Regions from separate parts of the Homo sapiens genome. Here regions 1 and 2 are each linked to region 3. Evidence: chromatin contacts called from ENCODE Hi-C or POLR2A ChIA-PET data. All regions are on one chromosome and are shown on one strand. Each heading gives the region's core, a stretch centred on a gene start or an enhancer-like site at or near the end of the contact. The rest is flanking DNA. Distances are from core to core; before and after follow the strand shown.

Region 1 (3,214 bases), core at 700-3,199, 38 kb after region 3:
GTGATTCCCCCCTTAAAGACTCCACAAGTTATTGACAGGAATCAGCTGCCCTTCCACCCTCACCCCAAACTCTACCCATTGTAGGACAAACAGTGCACCTATGCCTGGAGCACAGTTTGAAAAAGATGACTTCAGCTAAAAGGTCCTCAATAGCTTTCCAATAAAGAAAAAACATAATATTAAAAACAAGACTTGCCATTTCTTTTATCATTATTATAATTTGATGTTTTTTTCCAAATTACCAAAACTACAAATATTTTTTAAATAAACAACAAAAGTTTTGTGGCCATTTTCGACAACTATGTTTTTTTTTCTTTCCCATTATAAATAAAGAAAAATTGTGTCAAGAGATTTGTGTCTAGTGATTGCAACACGATAATTAAAGCACTGGGATTGTCCAGAAGTTTGCAGTAACAAAGTTGCACCTATATCATCCCTATGCAATGAATAAAAAGTAAAATAAAAGTCTTCTGTAGGTATTAAGACTGAGAAAACCCCCAGACTCTTCTCAAATGATATGTTACTGTTAAATATTCCATTAGTAGGTACAATTAACTCTGAATGCTTGTGGCTCATAATTGATTTATTTAAATCACAGTTTTATTGTGATCAAGGAGCAAAACTCTTGGTAGAAAAAGATCTAAGAGTGCTTGTTTTTTATTTTTCTTTAATTATTTGATCAGAGTTGAGAAAGTTTACTTAGTCTTTTTTATTGCTGTTCACATTATCGTGTGAAATATCAACTAGCCAACCGCTTCAGCCTTCACATGCTGGATTCAAGTTTCACTTTACCCACCGAGGAAAGAACAGTTTTCACTTGGGACAAGATGATCCTGGGGCAGACTACCCAGAGAGAGGACCTAGGGATGATCTTTTGGATATTCTGACACTAGCAACCTTTCTTTCTGACTTTAGGCACACCAGGTTCTTGACAAGCCTGCAGCTCTGCATTACTTCTGATGTTTTCCATCATGACTGTATGGTAAATTCCAGCCTGTTTTTCACAATCCTGCTGACTACAGCAGTCTGCAACCATAAAAAGCCTTCACAGACCTAGAGTTGGCTTAGAGAAGTGCCTCTGCAGAGAAACAAAAGTACATGCAACATTTATGTTCAGAGACAGGAGAGAGGCAACAGCCTCTTGTTTTGGTTTCTGATGGGCTCAAAGGGTTGTTTTTAGGGTCAAAATTTAGAAATTTTAATTTTCTTCTGATAACATTTGTAAACAAAATACCAACACTAAAATGAGAGCAATTTAGCCAAGAAAGGGGGGAGTGTCCTGTCCAACAGCTCAAGCCCTCTTCCAAACTCCACTGGAGGGACGTGTCTGCAAATCAGCACATGACCGTACTTTGGTCTGACCTGCCTAGACTCCCTCAGCTTCCTGGTCAACAGGTATGTTTGAGGTTCACACCAAAGATTCAAGGTTTCAGAACCAGCTTCTTTTGAATCTTAAGCTAGTACTGATTCAGTCTCTGGGGAGGAGGATAAAAACACCAAACAACTCTTTCTAACAGACTATAATATCCATTTACACAATATGATTCAATACACAAGCACTATAGTTAGAAAGTATACAGTTCAAGCTCTGATGAACAGCTGCTCAATGTAATAAGTTTGTTTTCATTTTTGCAATAAAGAGCTGTAATTGAAAAGTAAATAACAGGAGGGGAAAGTAAAAGTTTAAGAGACCCCTTCACACATTTGAACTTTGAATCTCTGCAGAATAACTCTATTCCCCCCGTATGGTAAAGCAGATCATATTTAAAATCAACATTTAAAAACATCTATATCTTAATATTATTTTTAAAACATAAAACATCAGGCTACTTGCCTTTTGGCAATTTCTGTGCATTTCCCAGGGCTAGTGTAATACTTCCACAGAGAAGTAGACACCCCAAACTGGAGAGCATGTTGCATTTGCCACCTCGCATGGGGAATGATGCTGGTGGGTGCCTCGCAACCCTGGAGCTGCATTTAAGTGGACTGTCTCCCAGTGACAGAGGCGGGCGGCTGCACTTAGCTGTGCCGTGGGCTTACTCACAGGGGGTGGAGACAAGATGACATCACACCCTTTCCCACACACACCAAAAAAAAAAAAAAAAAAGCACAACAGCAAAAACATATCATCACATTTCTTTCTTTCTGCTAAGTTGTAACTGTGTCTCTTCCTTCTGTGATATAAAAATTCAAATTATGGCAGATCTGTATTTGTGAAAGAAGAAGTATTTAGGCAGTTTTGAAACATTTGATAAACTATTTTAAAGAATCCAGAAACAATGTACTAAAAGCTATCAAAATGTTAAAAATATAAAATAAAACCTTATTAAGAAGGAAACTTTTTAATTATCCAGTAAACCAACCCAATTCTTTTAAATGGGAGTAAACTCATAAAGATATATTTTGAGCCATTCTGTAGTTCCTGTATTATGAGAAACATTTAAGAGTAAGTCTTTGGCTACAAAGCTATACATTACGTTATAATATATATGTGTATACACATATATTCAACAGATGTAGATGTAGAGACGTAGAGAGAGCACTATTACTATGTGAGCCTCAACTGTGGACTGAGTTCTGTAATCGAGTCTTTACCTACTTTACTGTATTTTAATCTTCCCAGTGCCTCTGCAGGAGATATGGCATTATCCCCATTTTGCCATTAAGAAAAGCTGAGGAAAAAAGGTTAAGTGTCCTGACAATGCTAGTATATTCTACTGCTTAATAACGGATGCCACTTACTAATGAATTGTCCTTGAGCAAACTTCATCTCTATATTATCAATATTGATGACATTTAAATGCTTGCTCCGTGTTAGGCACTGATCGAATCAGTTTACACATGTTAAGACATTTATTCCTCAAAACGGTCTATGAGGCAGGCATTGTCATCATCCCCATTTTACAGATAGATAAACTGGGCACAGAGAGGTCAAGTGAAAGTCCAAGGTCACAGTGTTGGCATTTTAAGCAGCCCATTTAACTATAGTGCTTCCAGTCTTAATTACTACATTTTAGATTCTAAAATAAAGATGACAGTATCAATTTCTTACATTTGCTAGCAGTTTTTCGAAAGTAGTTGCCATAGAGCCTGACACACAGGAAACATTTACTAAATGGCAGTCACTGGAAACAATAATAATGAAAATGATAAGCCCCCAGTTAAGTAGAACTATAATTCTAACCTGGGCATATTTACCTCTGAAGTCCACATG
Region 2 (3,564 bases), core at 303-2,802, 56 kb before region 3:
CATATCCATCCAATGCATCTAAATACATGCATCAAATGGTTGGATGGATAAATAGCAGTAGTTTAAAAATATACTTAGATTTTTCCCATTTGTTCTTCCAAAGAAAATGGTAGCTTCATTTCCAACTTGCTTTTCCTCTGCTTATATCTCTGCCTGTGTGTCTCTCCTCAGTTTTCTAAGCCAGTGATTCTCAAACTTCAGTGGGCATCAAAACCACCTGGAAGGCTTGTGAAAACACAAATGGCTGGGCCCCACCTTGAGAGTTTCTAACTCAGTGAGTCTGAGGGGGACCTGAGAATTTACCTTTTGACAAGTTCAAGACATGCTGATACTGCTTGCTTTGGGAACCACACTTTGAGAAGTATGATTTAAGAGCTTCAATTGTGAGATCAAAGATCCATCCTTTTCCAATCAACTTTCCAACTTTTAATTGTCTTTCCTAACTGCCTTTGGCCCCGCCTTCTGAGTTTCTAATTGCACTTATTACTGATACCACCCATTTGCTATTTGACTCATACTTCCTTGTATAATAGTTCATGATTTTTGAAAAAAATTACATGTATGTGTTTTCTATTCAGGTAGATAACCTTCTCAAGGGCAGGGCCCCTGACTTTGTTCCCCTCACACCTAGAACAGGCTGTACAGCTAAGAGGTGTTAAGTCAATGCTAACAGTCCTGATACTTACATATTCTTCTAAAGCATGTACAGATGCTATTAAAAGCAAATGCTAATATTACCTGTCATTGGGACAGTGACTTGGCAATGTCCAGTCATGGTGTGGGTTGATGAGGAAACCCCAGGACAGGAAGACCGAGCTCGGTGTCAGAGTGCCAACCACCAGCTGCAGAGGTTTGCGAGAACGAGTTTTACCTGTGGAGGTGGCATAGAGGTTAATAATTCAGGAGACATTTAGTAAGTTGCCATGATTCGGGTAAAATGCATTAAAGATGACTTGGCAAGATGATGCAAAATGTGAAAACATCAAGTTCCTTTCCTTTTCTATAGTCCACATTATTACTAATTTTTGCCCAGGAATTTAAATGTGAATCAAATACCTTTTTCAGATTTGTGTCTATGCATGTGTGCATATGCATATATGCATACACATGTATATGTATATTGTACATGTACACATATTAACAATATCCAGCTATACCTAGTTTTATTTTCTTGTGGGTCAGGGAAGGATATGGAGGTCTTAGCTGTGATGAGTGAAATAAACAAACACACATACACACACTTAATTTCTTTTACAGATAAAATGAAAGTATGTTTATTTTTTTCCCGGGACTGTGAATGAGTGTGAAATAACATCTAAGACAAGAAAATAAACCTTATTATCTAGATTGTAGGTTATAATCTTTTTTAACCTATTTAGAAGTGTAAAATCTCTTCATGTTATTGTAGTAAGTATATATTTTACAATGAGTATCTAAATGGAAAAGGCAAACACATTTTTTAACAATGATGGAAGAGTAGGGGTAACACAGGAAGCACAGTTGTTCTGATGGTGCCAACTGGATCTAAATAATGCCAAGAGTTATGCTAATAAATCACTGGAGATTGTGTTCAAGTACACAGAAGCAGGCACTTGCACTTTCAAAATTATCTGAAACTGCAGAAGTAGGGCAGCGAAAAACAGGAAGAACCTCAACCATGAAAACCAATGCTGACTCATTGAAAATAATTAGAGTAAATAAGATAAAAATCCGATAGAAAGCCTAATAAAACTACACAGAATATAAAACATACATACTCTGTATTGCTGTTGAATTCCCTCTTTTATTTCTTGAGACTATGAATGTTGTATTTGCTCTAGAAAGAACTTGTGCTGTCTAATGAAGTGGGAGCCAAATGGCAGAATGGCCTGCCACCTCTATTAAGGTAGGTAGGAGAGTGCCCCTTGCATGAGCCTATTGGTGGTCATCTGAATCAAATGCTCTTGAAAATTGTGTCAAGCTTGTTCCTTTTGTTAAATTTAAGTTCTGTAAGTTGTTATTCAAGCAAGAACCCTTCTTAGCACAGAATACACCTAACCTAGTGGTGGCAAATTGCCTCATTATAGGATAGTTGACTTTTAAAGATGTTTGAAATAAGTTTCAAAGATAGTTATCATTTACATGGTTGGAAACACGGGTTTATTCTTCTCTAACTTCTGCAGACCCAGCTGTAATTGTGCCTTATATGATGGTGATTTAAATTGTCATGTATGAGCTCCAATGAGGGCAGATTAGAATCTGCAGTGAAGGCAGGGAACACTTATAGTTTGAACAAGCCCTGGGATGATTGTGATCTTCCCTTTTCAATTCCTGAGTTGATTTTCACTAACGTGATGCAACGATCTCATTCACTTTGCAGATGAAAAATAAGGCACAGAGAAGTTTCAAGATTGTCCAAAGTCACATTAAGAGCAAAGTCAAAACTCAAGTCCTGGGTCTCCTCAATCACAATCTAGTTTTATTTTTATGATATCACTGTCTTGGCTCTCTATGTATAAAAATAATGCCATTTAGAGATGAAAGACATATTTTTCATGTAAGGAACCTAAGGCTTGTATGACCAAGGGAAACTAATGGTCTCCCAATTATTTGTATGACCAAATAACTATTTCACTAAGGTTGAATCTTAATATAAAAATAATTAAATAATTAAAATTTATGTGGCAGATACAAATATAGAATGAATGGAAGCTAATCCCTTAGTCATTACATTATTCCTAAATGCAGATAACAAAAACAAAATTATATCCGCTATCCAAAAAGAAAGGTGGGATGTTATATCCTGAGCAAGATGAAGCAATTTCCTGAGCTGGTCATAAAGTAAACAATAATTTCTAAGGCTAGTGTCATAGAATCCTCAAAATAAAATGAAGTTATAAAGTGCTAAGGCATGATCATTCTCTTGACATTCCTTACATAATTTTGTATATTTGTACTATGATCATATTTCTATCAAGAAACAGTTCAATGAGTATTCATCTGAAAACAGATTCCATGGAATCACACTGATGTTTCTTGAGTTTGTGGCTCAATATTTTTGAAGTACAGTCTTGAAATATTGAGAGTACATCTATTTTCAAGTGTGTGGAAAACTGTCTGGACAACTCTCACTAACAAGTTGTAAGGAGCGATTGGAATTTCCCTTTTGCTTTGGGATGATCTATGAGGCCAGGAAAAAGAATTAGTATTTTTCAAAATGCTTAACCATTCAATGCTGCTCTTAAAAGAAGTGGAAATCAGCAGAAAGAGGGGAGGGAATTGTGGCAACTAATTTCTGATTTAAGCTATTTAGTATAACTGAATAGCTGACTGTTCTTTCTCCCATTTTATTCCTCCAGAAAAATATAGCAAACAAACAAAAAGATCCTTTTATCGTGTGGTATCCAGTGTACCATAAAAGATGAACATGCTTTGGCAATAATTACTTGGAGATCATTCACATTAGAAAAATAAAAGCAGGCTGGGTGCAGTGGCTCACACCTGTAATCCCAGCACTTTGGGAGAGCGAGGTGGGGGTGGATCATGAGGTCAGGAGGTCGAGACTGTCCTGGCTAACACGGTGAA
Region 3 (3,290 bases), core at 363-2,862:
TTCTGAGGCATGTAAGAAGATACTGTTAGAAACACTTCTCGGAGAAAGAAATACTATTTTTTTTGACCTCAAAGAGATTACCAGACAGAGAGACGATTGTCATACAAAGCAATGCTTTACATTTCTTGAATTTTGAGGGAGTGGATATTATTCTCTAGGCAAAGGTTTATGGAGAAGGTGAGACTTCAGCTTAGCTTTGAAAATAAGAGTCAAATAAAAGGCAGGACTTGAAAGAATGTTCCAGGTAAAAAATAGTAGTAGCAAGAAGCTCATGTTGAACTGCAAACCCTGAACAAAATTAAAAAAAGCAAATAGACCAGTTTGATTAAAAAGAAAGGATCATGCTCATAGATACTTGGAAACTCGGAGTTGGGAGAAACTTAAAATTAATTGTAACTATTCTCCCTCCCTCTTGGGGCCAGACTGTAGATTAGCTCTTAGGATGAACTGTCTTTCTCACTCCCAAACACTAGTACGTGTAACAAAGGTCCAGATACAGTGACCTCTAGGCATTATATTTCTGGTGCGCATCAGAACATCTCCTCTCAAACACAGCATTTAGAAATATACATGAGATATTTACCTTTTAATTATTATTAATTTCTTTTAATTATTTAGAAATAATTCAATGGTCATATGAAAGACTTATTGCTATTTTCTAATGTGGCATAATAACCCAAAACTTGGAATCAGCAATACAAACAGGAAGCATTAACTTCAGACCAAAAAGATAACAACTCCAATTTTTTCTTTTGGTAAAATTATAAACAAGGACAAAGAAGGCTGGGAATCATGAAATCTTGGAATTACCCTTTGGATAGAATTTCACTGGCTCACTATCAGTCACGAAATCCCTTCTAATCAATTTAAGGCTTATTTTCACGTACATGCCCTTCCTTCAGTACATTTATTTTTAAAATAGCCGTTCTCTGGCAGCCTTTCCTCATTCCTTATCCATTTCCTCTATCCTTTGCTGTTATAATTTATTTAAATAAATAAAGTAGCAATAAACTGACTATGTTAAGAATGACAGGTACTTTACAATATAAGTCTCAGCCATGCCCTTCAAAAACAGGTGGAATGAGACCAACCTAGATCCAAATAGTTCCACAGACCTTTACATCACACATGGATGATCTTGGTAGATAATCTTAGTGTGAAAATCTTGTTTGAGTGCCAATGGATTAGTCCATCTGCATTATTACTAATGGGGTGGTGAACCCTTTTCCTCTACAATTCTGGGCCCCAACTAAGGCACCAGATAAACTGTCACATAAATCCACAAGACATAAAAGCATACATGGAAAATGCCTATTAGCAGCTCTCATAATTATCAAGAAATAGCATGTCACCACCAAGCCCAGGGCAAAAGTAAACGTGTTTATCATCCCTTTAATGTTTTAAATTTTGTCTTTTTTTTTTTTTTTTTTTTTTTTTACGAATCATAAAGCTCAACTGGCAAGAGATTGGGCAGGGAAAGTAAGACATGTCTCTTCTCATAAAGTCAGCAAAGGCATTCCATAACCACACGGAGCAGTCAGCACATGTGTCATCAGACAGAAGTGGAAGTTTTGATGTTGAGAATCCCAGCTGCATATTTCTAGCATGAAGGGCTTGCTGTCTGCTCAGTAAAAGAACAGACTGGATCCAAGAAAAGAACACGGTCCTGTCCCTGACAGAGATCCAAGTACAATACTCCATGCATGTCAGACGGGTGTCTCAATAGCATCATCAGAGCAGGGCAAGGCACAGGGCTGGGTGGACTTTTTAACAAGTGAAGATGAATACTTTCACAAATGACTGCTGATTCAGTTTCCCTTTACAACATGTTCATTGGGACTATTTTTTTGCCCTGTAAATGATATTGGATGATTTCCATGCATTTAGCAACTATTAAATATAGTGGCAGCCGTATTAGATGTTTGACTTATTTGTTTCTTTTCTTCATAAGATTTTAAATTAGACTATTCTCTGCCTGTATCCTCCATTGTTTGGATAATATTTTTATATCTCCCATTTCACAGATGTCTTCTAATTAGAATTCTACCATACAACAAGAAGTAATAGTATTAACAATACTTTACACGTGGAATCTTTTGCATCTATCTACAAATCTGCAAGGAAGGTTGGTATTTATTTCTCTTAAAATCATTATAAAAATCCAGTCACTCATTTATTTAACAAATATTTATTGAGCACCTAGAATATGCAAAGCTCTCTGCCATAAGCTGGAACAAAACAAACAGTGAATAAAACAAACAAAAAGCCATACTTTCATTGAGTTTACATTCTAGTGAGAAGAGATAAATAAATAAATAATAAGTAAAACATGTGGTATGTGAGGCCAGGCATGGGGGCTCACACTTGTAATCCCAGCATTTTGGGAGGCCAAGATGAGCAGATCACCTGAGGTCAGGAGTTCGAGACCAGCCTGCCCAACATAGTGAAACCCTGTCTCTACTAAAAATACAAAAATTAGCCTGGCACGGTGGCATGTACCTGTAATCCCAGCTACTTGGGAGGCTGAGGCAGGGAGAATTGCTTGAACCCGGGAAGTGGAGGTTGCAGTAAGCTGAGATCACACCACTGCACTCTAGCCTGGGCGACAGAGCAAGACTCAGACTCTGTCTCAAAAAAAAAAAAGAAAAACAACACACACACACACACACACACACACACACACACACACACACACACATATGGCATGTCAAATGATGGGGTAGATACCACTGCTGTTTCTTGATATCTGATTCCCCTATTATTCTGAGCACATGAAAATTATATGTCCCCATCTCTTGAAATTAGTCACAATCATGTAACTAATTCTCACCAGTAGGTTGTGCACAAAAGGGACATAAGCCACTTCCAGGTCAATTCGTTAAATTGTTGGTGCCAGACCCTCCAACTCTGTTCTTCCTGTCCTGCAAGGAAGCAATTGACCAGATGGAGCCTGGGTCTTGAGTGACTACAAAGAACAGAGGCCCTGGTAAACAAGTGATTGAGCAAAAAGTATATGTTTGTATGTTTTTAAGCCTTTGAGATTTGGGGGTTTGTTGTTGAGACACAATCAAGCCTAACCTAACGAGTACAGCTGGTGATAAATACTGAGGAGGAAAGTAAAGCAAGGAAACAGGAAGAGTCAAGGTGGGAAGGGGCACAATCTTTGATAGATAGAGGAGGAGGCTTCACTTTAGAATAAAGCCCTGAAGGAAGGGAAACAGATCATGATAATAATGGACCATTCAGATATTTGGAGGAAGAACATTCTAGGCTGAAGGAATACCCAGTGC

What was found. Hi-C counts contacts between places; a loop is a spot of excess contacts on that map. ChIA-PET counts read pairs that join two places held with the same protein, here RNA polymerase II (POLR2A). Pooled maps may share reads with other maps.
Region 1: a loop to region 3 is called in a map of ascending aorta, with 1.9 times the contacts of the local background. The contact joins the promoter of ABI3BP here to the enhancer-like site in region 3. A Hi-C loop is called at or near these places in 1 of 168 maps with a recorded cell type or tissue (ascending aorta) and 3 of 50 pooled maps. POLR2A ChIA-PET finds 5 or more read pairs at or near these places in 3 of 52 experiments (MCF 10A, PC-9 and activated CD4-positive, alpha-beta T cell).
Region 2: a loop to region 3 is called in a pooled map, with 6 times the contacts of the local background. The contact joins two enhancer-like sites. A Hi-C loop is called at or near these places in 4 of 50 pooled maps. POLR2A ChIA-PET finds 5 or more read pairs at or near these places in 2 of 52 experiments (GM12878 and activated T-cell).

Annotation. Positions count from the first base shown.
Region 1 is chr3:100,991,472-100,994,685 of GRCh38, forward strand. It overlaps ABI3BP (ABI family member 3 binding protein), which reads right to left and starts at 1,950. Exons shown (of 68, transcript NM_001375547.2): 1 at 1,835-1,950. The coding sequence starts at 1,913.
Region 2 is chr3:100,898,024-100,901,587 of GRCh38, forward strand. It overlaps ABI3BP (ABI family member 3 binding protein), which reads right to left. Exons shown (of 68, transcript NM_001375547.2): 4 at 739-871. Among named protein-coding and RNA genes, the nearest start is that of ABI3BP, 94 kb to the right of the region's middle. Within about 2 kb of position 1,553, at least 3 of the 41 ENCODE cell types and tissues checked have a DNase peak (open chromatin) inside an H3K27ac peak, as active enhancers do.
Region 3 is chr3:100,953,564-100,956,853 of GRCh38, forward strand. The region is part of intron 1 of ABI3BP (ABI family member 3 binding protein); the gene reads right to left. Among named protein-coding and RNA genes, the nearest start is that of ABI3BP, 38 kb to the right of the region's middle. Within about 2 kb of position 1,613, at least 4 of the 41 ENCODE cell types and tissues checked have a DNase peak (open chromatin) inside an H3K27ac peak, as active enhancers do; they include ascending aorta, where a contact is called at or near this core.